Linked DNA regions of Homo sapiens: region 2 is linked to region 1. The links are chromatin loops, found by intact Hi-C in ENCODE. Cell type or tissue: dorsolateral prefrontal cortex. All regions are shown on one strand.

Region 1 (5,000 bases):
CTGAGATTACAGGCATGAGCCACTGCACCTGGCCTGTATTTTTTTAATTTCCTTTCAGAACAGTATAATAAAAGTGTCTTTTTCTAAATATGGGTTATTCATGGCCTATTTTAAATCCTAAGCTGGCTTCTGACAGGCAAGTTCCCTTTAGGATCTTAGCTTGGCTCCCCTCCTGTCCAGTCCTGGTGTGTGCAGGAAATACAAACTGATTTTAATAGTAGTTTACATTAAATATTATTTTAAAAGTAGATCACCTGTGCGAATGAAGTATTTTTCTCAAACAAGGTATGTCCTTAGATCCTGTGCCTTTGCCTGGTTGTATTGGAAGTCAAGCTGTAAATGGAATTTAAGCACCATATATATATATATAGAGAGAGAGAGAGAGACAGATTCAAACCCCTGGGCTCAAGTGATACTCCCGCCTCAGCCTCCCAAGTAGCTGGGATTACAGGCCCGTGCAACTACAACCAGCTGCCTTATTACTGACCTGCCCTCTTCACTGTAAAAACCAGGAAACATATCACCATGTCCTAGATTTTGTGAAAAACGTCTTTTGTGTCTCTCAAATGGATCATGCTTCATCCGGAACCTCTGAGTCCTTGAGACCTCCACGTTCCGGGCGGAGCAGGGAAGCCTGAACTTTAAGAAGGCCACGTGGCTAAATGGCTTCCCTGAGGCATGTCTCTCCTGGGAAGGCATTCCCTACCCCAGATCCTGCAGCCTTTCATCCTGAGGCCATTAGACTCTCCAGGTGCACCTGCATCAAAGCGCACAGGTACCGCGCTCCTGATCTGGACTTATCTGAATTGTACCTTCCCCGAGGGTGCTGTTTGATGTGCTTGATTGTGGAATGAAAGCCAAATAAAGGAATGAGAGGGGCTGTTTATTTCCTCATTTTTAGTGCTTTTCCTCAGGGCCCTTCTATGTCTGGAGAAGGAATTTATGAAAAAGCCTAGGATACCACCTAAGCGGAAAACACCAGCATCTACTTACAATTATATTAACTCTGGCATCCATGAGCTGTTGGCCTCTGGCAGAGGAGTCTGTGTCCCTAAAGAGCTCTATGGATAGCCAGTATGGTGGCTCATGCCTGTGATCTCAGCACTTTGGGAGGCCGGAATGGGAGGATCACTTGAGCCCAGGAGCTCAAGACCAACCTGGGCAACATAGTGAGACCTCGTCTCTACCAAAAAAAAAAAAAAAAAAAAAAAAATTAGCCTGGCATGGTAGCAGGCACCTGCAGTCCCAGCTACTCAGGAGGCTGAGGCAGGAGGATCATTCGAGGCCAGGAGTTTGAGGCTGCAGTGAGCTATGATTGCACCACTCCAGCCCAGGTGACAGAGTGAAAGCCCATCTCTGATAGATAGAAAGATAGATAGCTCTATGGTGGAGGAAAGTGATGCCACTCTCGCCTCACACTTTTTCAGCTGTGTCATCAGCATCCTCTCTTCCTGGAGGAGGGTGACAGGGCCAGTGTAGTTCTGAGTTGCTCTGATAGCCTGCTGCTTCTCATTTGAGTGACCAAGGCTGGGAATTTAGAAGGGACTCTAGTCATAATAACATAGGCGGCCTCCCTGCACCCCCTCCCCCTTTTTTTTTTTGAGGCAGAGTCTCACTCTGTCGCCCAGGCTGGAGTGCCGTGGTGCGATCTCGGCTCATTACAACCTCCGCCTCCCAGGCTCAAGTGATTCTCCTGCCTCAGCCTCCCGAGTAACTGGGAGTACAAGCACATGCCACCACATCCAGCTGATTTTTTGCATTTTTAGTAGAGATAGGCTTTCACCATGTTGGCCAGACTGGTCTGGAACTCCTGACCTCAGGTGATCTACCCGCCTAAGCCTCTCAGAATGCTGGGATTACAGGCATAAGCCACCATGCCCAGCCATCCCCCACCGCCTTTTTTTTTTTTAACAGATGGGGAAACTGAGGCTGAGGCTGAAAGCAATTGAGTGACTTGTCCACTGTTGGCAGCATGCCAGTGGCAGAGGCAGGAATAGCTCCCAGGATTCATTCCTGACTCCTAGCCTAGCAATCTGGTGATGAAACAGGGTGTGGTGGACAATCGGCAGAGACTTTCAATGCATTGAATCTCCATTCAAAAAGAAAGGGTCCCCTGCAAGACAAAGACAGATTGTCCAGAGTGCCAGAACTTCTTAAACTGCCAAGGAACTTGCAGTATACTGAAGATTTTACTGAAGTTGTTTTTGGTACTGTTTGGTGCTAAATACAAGGAATTGGTTTGTTGTAAAAGCTATAGGGTGAGACTGCCCTCTAGTGGGCCAGTGGAGCTATTGGTCTAGCTGTGTTCTGGGCAACTTTGCTTTCTCACGCCACATCAATGTAGAGCGATTATTCCTACGGAAAGGAATTTCAATTTTATTCTTTCTCAAGCACTGTGGCCCATAGTAACTCTGTTGATCTCTAAGCACTAGCCATCATTTGCGCGTCTTATAGAAGGCTGGGTTTGCCTTCTATACATACACACATTAGAAGTGTCTTACTTCCCTAACAAGATTCAGGCTCCTAAAAGCCAGGACATGCATGTATGTATGTATGTATATATTTTGTGGAGACAGGGTCTTGCTCTGTCACTCAGGCTAGAATGAAGTGGTGCAATCACAACCCAACCTCTACCTCTTGGGCTCAATCAAACCTCCTACCTCAGCCTCCCGAGTAGCTGAGACTACAGTTACGTCCTGCCACACCCAGCTAATTTTTCTGTTATTTTTTAGATAATGGGGTCTTGCTATGTTACCTAGACTGGTCTCGAACTCCAGCCATGCTATATCTTAAGTCTTGTTTTTCCACAGCTTCTGCCTTGCTGTCCCCTTAGCTGGACATGGAATTAGAAGGTTCTTTGGGATGGAAAGGAATCCTTCCCCCACCTCCCCCAAAAAGAATCCCGTCACTTCTCATTTGTTCCTAAAACATTCTAATCTCATCCCTCTGATCAGTAGTTCCCCAAGTAGTTGAATCATCTGAATCCCCCAGAAAGCATACACAACTCAGTTTCCTGGGCCTGACTCCAGCCCTGCTCAATCAGTCTCTGTGGTTTGAGCCAGGAAACCTGCTTTACAAACTTCCCAAGTGGCTTTTGATGTGTAGCCAGGTCTGGCAGCCAACTGCTTCAAAACCCCATTTACAATTATTTTTCACAGCTCCCACCACCGACAGTGTCTCCAGAGGTCTTCAGCTTGTGTCACTTATTAAAATTAACCATTTTGAGACTCATTCAGAAATACTCAATATATTCTTCTAACTGGGTGACATGGGAAGGAAAAAGGAACCGCATGAGATGGACCAAAGGCACTTGCTTTGGTTGCCAATGGCTCTGAAACAGGAAATACTGAAACCAATACCTCTGTACTGACTGGGCAGGTTGTTGATGTGTAGGTTGTTTTCAGTATTTGGGCTGGATAGGAAGACAAAAGTTTGTTAAGTTATCAATTATGTATTTTCCCCTATTATAAGTCATCTGACCTCATGATTACCATACAAGGTAGGTGAAATTGTCCTCTTTAAAAAAAAGTTTTCTAATTGACAGATAATAATTGTACATATTCGTGGGGTACATAGCAATATTTCAATACATACAAGGTATAGTGATCAGATCAGGGTAATTCGCATATCCATTATCTCAAACATTTATCACTTCTTTGTGTTGGGAATGTCCTTCTCCTAGCTATTTGAAACTATATGTTATTGTTAACTCTAGTCATCAGTCCCCTTCTTTATAGATGGGAAAATTGAGGATTAGGAAAGTGAAGTAACATCCCTGAAGTCACCTAAGTTGGTAACTGTCAGATTCTGCATTTGATTACAGGCCTGATTGCCAAGGCCAACTTTGAAAAGGTAAGAGGACCAGAGGGCCAACCTGCTGTTTTTTTAACTCTGGCAGGCCAAGCGAGCAGTACAGCGGGGAGCTACTGCAGTCATCTTTGATGTGTCTGAAAACCCAGAAGCTATTGATCAGGTAAGCTCCTCAGGCCATGCCAACACTGCAGCCTCCCTGAGAAAGGCACTTCCTTTAGTGAGCTTGGCTTGTCCCGGTCATGTCACCCTCATCTCAGAGCATTTGCTCTTGTCTTCTGAAGTTAGGTGTCCATGTTTGGACATAATTCCCAAAGGAGGTATACTGGGCGAGGTTAAGAGCCAGGGAATTGGGGCACAGGGGGCATTTTCTCTTTTTTTCCCCCGAGATGGAGTCTTGCTCTGTCACCCAGGCTGGAGTGCAGTGGCGCAATTTCAGCTCACTGCAATCTCCACCTCCCGGGTTCAAGCGATTCTCCTGCCTCAGCCTCCCAAGTATCTGGAATTATAGGCACGAGCCACCACGCCTGGCTAATTTTTGTGTTTTTAGTAGAGATGGGGTTTCACCATGTTGGCCAGGCTGGTCTTGAACTCTTGACCTTGTGATCCATCTGCCTCGGCCTCCCAAAGTGCTGGGATTATAGGCGTGAGCCACTGCACCGGGTTCAGGGGGCATTTTCTAAGACCTTTCTGGGCCTTCTGCTTGCCCAGTCCATCCCAAAACAAGCGTCATTCTCAGCCTTGCTCTTCTGGGAGCTCCAAGGCTGTAATGTTGGAAGAGCTGGAGGATTCCAGACAGGTATTCAGTGTTCCTTCCCTCCAGCCTTTCTTTCTCTCTACTGCTTCTTAAAGTAAGCGCACCTTTTAACCAGAGCCCTCTCTTCTTCCTTAGCTGAACCAGGGCTCTGAAGACCCGCTCAAGAGGCCGGTGGTGTATGTGAAGGGTGCAGATGCCATTAAGCTGATGAACATCGTCAACAAGCAGAAAGTGGCTCGAGCAAGGATCCAGCACCGCCCTCCTCGAGTGAGCCTCCGCACCATTTGGCACAGGCTCGGGGCCTTCTCTGCTACTACCTGTCCCTTTATTTCCCTTGGGCTTTCATTCCTATCTCTGTCTGAAATGCTGGCATACCCCAGGTTCCTGCAGGCTTAGATCAGCTATTGGACTCAAGGCCAGGGTGAAATTTTAC
Region 2 (5,000 bases), 200 kb after region 1:
ATTAGAAAGCTTTAGGTGTTCACAAGCACCTCTAACTTGGTTGGACTGGAACTCTAAACTCTGTCTCCTATATGGTGGGCAATTTTTGACATCTTTAGTCAGTTCTACCAATCTGTTGGTTCTCCCCCTCTGGGCTCCTTGGAGTATTGCCCTGTGATTGGTCAATCCAGGGACCATCCAAGCGTCAGAAAGGAACATTTATGCAGATTTAGTTCCCCCACTTGTAGCTCCCTGCTTCCCAGTATTTCTCATCAATTTCTTGCTTCTCTGGCAACCTCAACCTCTGATTCCTGAGGCCAATAAAACTGAAACTTTCTGCTTGAGCTCTTGTTTTGCCAGGCTGATGGGGCTGAGGTGCACCCTCTGAGGAAAAGCTGTAAATACATGGATTTTACCCAATGCCATTCCCTTCTTTTAAGGGTTGAATATTCTCCAGTGTCTGTCTGCTTTTTATTACTTTCCGTTGCCTTCAATCAGTTGGTTTTTGCTTTGTATCCAATACAAGCTACTTTCTGTTTCTCTAAGTTTCTCTCCCTTTCCCCGCTCTTTTTCCTCCCTCTTTTTTTCCCGTCCCTTTCTGTCTCCTTGCCTTCCTCACTGCTGCTATCTCTGTCTCTCCTTGCAGGGGGAACCTGGCCCTAAGGGAGACCCTGGTGAGAAGAGCCACTGGGTAAGCTCTGGCCTGGCACTGGCCTCTCCCTGCCTTCTCAGCCCTACATGCTCAAGAGAGTATTCCCTCCCCAGGAGGCCCTGGGAGTGGGAGCATCCCATCCACATCCCCACTACAGCCTGGTCTCCCAGGCAGGAGCCTTGGCAATTATCAGCCCCAACTCCTTCCCCCATCTTGTTGCTCCCAACCGGGCAGGGCCAGCCCTATCAGCAGACCCCATGCCTTCTGTCTCAGTCTCTGTCCCTGTCTCCACCTTCCCTCTGTGGCCTTTCCAGGCCAGGGTGGCTCTGCCTTTTCCTCCTGGGTGGTTTGGGCTGACCCAGGCCAGACTGCATCCCCTGCCTCCATAGCCCCCTCCCAGCCAAGGCTTAGCTTGCTCCCTTGTCTGCAGAACAAAGGGAAGAATGAAGACAATATCTACACAGGAGAATGGGATAGAGGACCTAGGAAAGGGGCCTAGAAATGATGAGGTACATAGGAGCCACGTGGTAAAAAGGACAGGGAACTAGATACCACCATACACATCGGAAATTCATGAAGCCTGTGAAGAGACGCCTCGAAACTGCTATGTACACGTTTGATGTGGTTAATGAGGCCAGGTGACCTAGACTCCTCTATACTTAAAGGACCTATAGTTTACACAAGGTCCTAGACACCATCACATACATAGGAGACCCATGATGGATGAGAAGGGAAGCCTAGAAACTCTCACATATACAGGAGACAGAGTAAATGAGAAGGGGACAAGAAGGGGGAACTAGAAACCACACACCGCAAAATCTCATGATTAATGTGGGGTCCTAGAAACCTTCACAATCGTCCGGGATGCCGTGGCTCCTACCTGTAATCCCAGCACTCTTGGAGGCCGAGGCGGGTAGATAACTTGAGGTCAGGAGTTTGAGACCAGCCTGGCCAACATGGCAAAACCCCCATCTCTAAAATACAAAAAAATACAAAAATACAAAATTAGCCTTAAAGGTTTGGGCTAAAAATACAAAAATTAGCTGGACATGGTGGTACGCACCTGTAGTCCTAGCTATTCAGGAGGCTGAGGCAGGGGAATCGCTTGAACCCAGGAGGCAGAGGTTGCAGTGAGCAGAGATCGCGCCACTGCACTCCAGCCTGGGCGACGGAACGAGACTCTGTCTCAAAAAAAAAAAAAGAAAAGAAAAGAAAATAGAAACCTTCACAATCATTGAAAATCATTGCAGGGGAGGGATTTTCGGGTTAGGACCTAGAAATCTACTCACCCAAGAGACGTGGGGGAAAGACGAGGACCCTAAAACATACCATACCCAAAAGCCCCACGACACAGGGATCTGGAAACCATCACTGACAGGGGAGACATCTGGAAAATGGACAGAGTGGAGGCAGACACTCCTTCAGGAGAGAGAGACAACTAGGAAGCTCTTTTTGGCGGTGGGGGGGATTGTGACTCCCCCTCCACATGCAGTCTGGCTGGGACACCCTACTTCCTGGCAGTCACAAGTTAGTGAGGATGTGGGTGGCACCCAGTGCCTGCCTTGCCCTCTTAGTTCTTGATTGTGGGGTCAGTGATGGATACAGCCGTGGGAGCCCCCTACCCTGCACGAGTCTTCCCCTGTGTCTGCCCATGACTTCTGGTGCCCTGCTACCTCTCCAGTTAGCCTCTCCTGGCCCCTGCTGTCCTGAATCTCCTCCTACCCCATACCCATCCTCCGTAGCTCCAGAGTCTCTTAATACTGCCAGTATGGACATGAGCTGAGCTGGGATCAGATAGACCCATGCAAGCCTGGCTCTCTGCCTCCCCTAGGCTAATTACTGGCCTCTCCCAGAGGCCCTTGGTCTGGGAACACATTTACCACCCAGTCCAGGAGGGGTGGGAGAGATTGGGCAGTCCTGTCCCTTCATGAGAATCCCCGGCAGGATGCCCTGGCCACCCTAGACCAGTCCTTGAACCCAGAACCACCTGTGGGCTCCCCGCAAGAGGTAGCAGGGCCCCTGCCCACCCACCTTCCTGCCCCTCTTCTACCTGCACTTCTGCCCCTGCTTGCTGCTTGCCTGGGAGGGGACCCACTGGGCTGGGGGCTGCATGAAGCTTTGGGGGCTGGGGGAACAGCTCTGTTGGGGACAGGTGGGAATGAGGTTCAGTGCTGGCAAGGTCCCCGAGGGCTCCTATGTACACTTCACCAACCAACTCCCTTAGTGCAGCTTGCAGATGCGTTCTGGCTGTGGCCCAGCAGTGACACCTGGTGGTCATGATAGTGCACTGCAGGAACTGGAGTGACTGTGCTGGGCCTGCCCACCTGGATCAAAGCTCTCACCCCTTATTCAGACAGGGAAACTGAGGCCCGACTCGGCAGAGAGAATCCTTGGCAGAGCGGGAACTGGAGCCCTGACTTTTAAGTTCCTAGGGCCAGAGAACCAGCTACCATTCCCCAAGCATCTCCTCCATAGGCACCAGACCTGGAGCTGGGCACTGTTTACACAGATGCAATTCAGACACAGTCCCCACCCTCAGGGTGGTCACAGTGAGGTGAGGGAAAAAAGACCTATAATCAGCAGCTACAGGACTGTCAACTTTATAAACACTTTACACTTTAGCATCCTCCCGGAGGAGCCAGGTGAAGCCTGAAAGGTGCATTAACCAGGCACGGAGTGTCCAGGCAGAGGCGAGGGTACAACAGGTGCAAAGGCCCTGTGGCAAGAGGGAGCCTCGGATATTTGAGGAGCTGCAAATACTTGGAGTGGCACTGTGACAGGTAGAGAGTGGAACAGAGGCCAAAGAGGCCTTCAGGGTGTAGGAGGCCACGTTCAGGAATTTGGACTTTGTTCTAGGGCAGTGGGGAGGCATTGAAGGCTCTAGAAGCAGCAGAGTGATGCGGTCAGGTTTTTTTTATTTGCAAAGAATCCCTCTGATTGCCATGGCGAATGGATGGGAGAAGCAGAAAGACAGTAGGTCGGGGGCTGTCGTGGTCATCCTGGTGAGAGACTGAGCCGGGCAGTGGGTGGGAGCCAGTGAGGACAGACAGCCGTCGATGGAGCAAAAAGACACTTGTGTGCTGGTCTGGCTGCAAAAGGGAGTGAGGAGTCAAGGGAGACTTAAAATAGCAAAAGAGAACCAGGAGAAGCAAGCAGGCTGAGTTTTGTCTGTGGACCAACGGGAGGAGTCTGTGTTACAGCCAAGTAGGGTTGTCCAGCAGGCCCAGACACTTAGATCCGGAGTGCAGAGGGCAGGCCAGGCTGAAGGAGACTGGGTTGTCATCAGTGCAAACATCAGGCCACCTGGTCTGAGGGAGTTCCAAACAGTGGATTTTAAAAACACTTTTCCCCATATTTTTCTTTTTAATTTTATGTTTTAAAAAATACAGACAAGAACTCACAATGTGTCCCAGGCTGGTCTCAAATTCCTGGCCTCAAGTGATCCTCCTACCTCAGCCTCCCAAGGTGTTGGGATTACAAGTGTGAGCCACTGCACCTGGCCTCCCCAATATTTTTGTTTATTTTTATTTTGTTTTTTTCCTTTTTTATTGAGACAGAGTCTCTATCGCCCAGGCTGGAGTGCAACAGCTCAATCACAGCTCACTGCAACCTCTGCCTCCTGGGTTCAAGCAATTCTCGTGCCTCAGCCACCTAAGTAGCTGGGACTCTGTAGCCATGCCTGGCTAATTTTTGTATTTTTAGTAGAGATGGGTTTGCGCCATGTTGGCCAGGCTGGTCTTGAACTCCAGGCCTCACGTGATCCACCCGCCTCAGCCTCCCAAAGTGCTAGGATTACAGGTGTGAACCACTGCACCCAGCTATTTTGCATTTTGATATACAGAAAAGTTGGTACAATGAATGTCATTCTGCCCTTCCTGTAGATGGACCAATTATTGGTACAGCCATGTGTCACTTAATGATGGGGATATGTCCTGGAAAATATGCCATTAGGTGATTTTGTTGTGGCATGAGCATCATACAGTGTACATACACAAACCTAGATGGGATAGCCTACAACACACCTCAGCTGTATGGTGTAGCCAATTGCTCCCAGGCTACAAACCTAAACAGCACGTTACTACGCTAAATATTGCAGGCAACTGCAACACAGTCGTAAGTATTTGTGTATCTAAACATAGAAAAGGTACAGCAAAAATACACCATAAAAGATTTTTGGAGCTTTTTTGTTTGTTTGTTTAGGACAAAATCTTGCTCTGTCGCCCAGGGTGGAGTGCAGTGGTGTGATTTCGGCTCACTGCAACCTCCATCTCCAGGTTCAAGCGATTCTCTTGCCTCAGCCTCCTGGGTAGCTGGGATTACAAGCATGAGCCACCACGCCCAGCTAATTTTTTGTATTTTTAGTAGAGAC

The links. A loop is a pair of places that touch in the nucleus more often than their neighbours do. Peaks named below come from ENCODE experiments on the same cell type or tissue, not always from the same donor. Only the 100,000 strongest peaks of a DNase experiment are listed, where the experiment ranks them.
Region 2: a loop joins it to region 1, with 2.8 times the contacts of the local background. A loop is called at or near these places in 36 of 110 quality-filtered maps.

What each region holds. Positions count from the first base shown.
Region 1 is chr22:29,038,597-29,043,596 of GRCh38, forward strand. ZNRF3 (zinc and ring finger 3) reads left to right here. Exons shown (of 9, transcript NM_001206998.2): 3 at 3,899-3,973; 4 at 4,703-4,834. Among named protein-coding and RNA genes, the nearest start is that of ZNRF3-AS1, 9.6 kb to the left of the region's middle. In dorsolateral prefrontal cortex, CTCF peaks have their summits at 2,272 (motif pointing left) and 2,473; DNase peaks (open chromatin) are centred at 1,975, 2,285 and 3,069; H3K4me3 peaks cover 340 bases; H3K27ac peaks cover 5,000 bases.
Region 2 is chr22:29,242,820-29,247,819 of GRCh38, forward strand. It overlaps EMID1 (EMI domain containing 1), which reads left to right. Exons shown (of 15, transcript NM_133455.4): 13 at 626-670. Among named protein-coding and RNA genes, the nearest start is that of RHBDD3, 23 kb to the right of the region's middle. In dorsolateral prefrontal cortex, CTCF peaks have their summits at 2,901 (motif pointing left) and 3,104; a DNase peak (open chromatin) is centred at 2,892.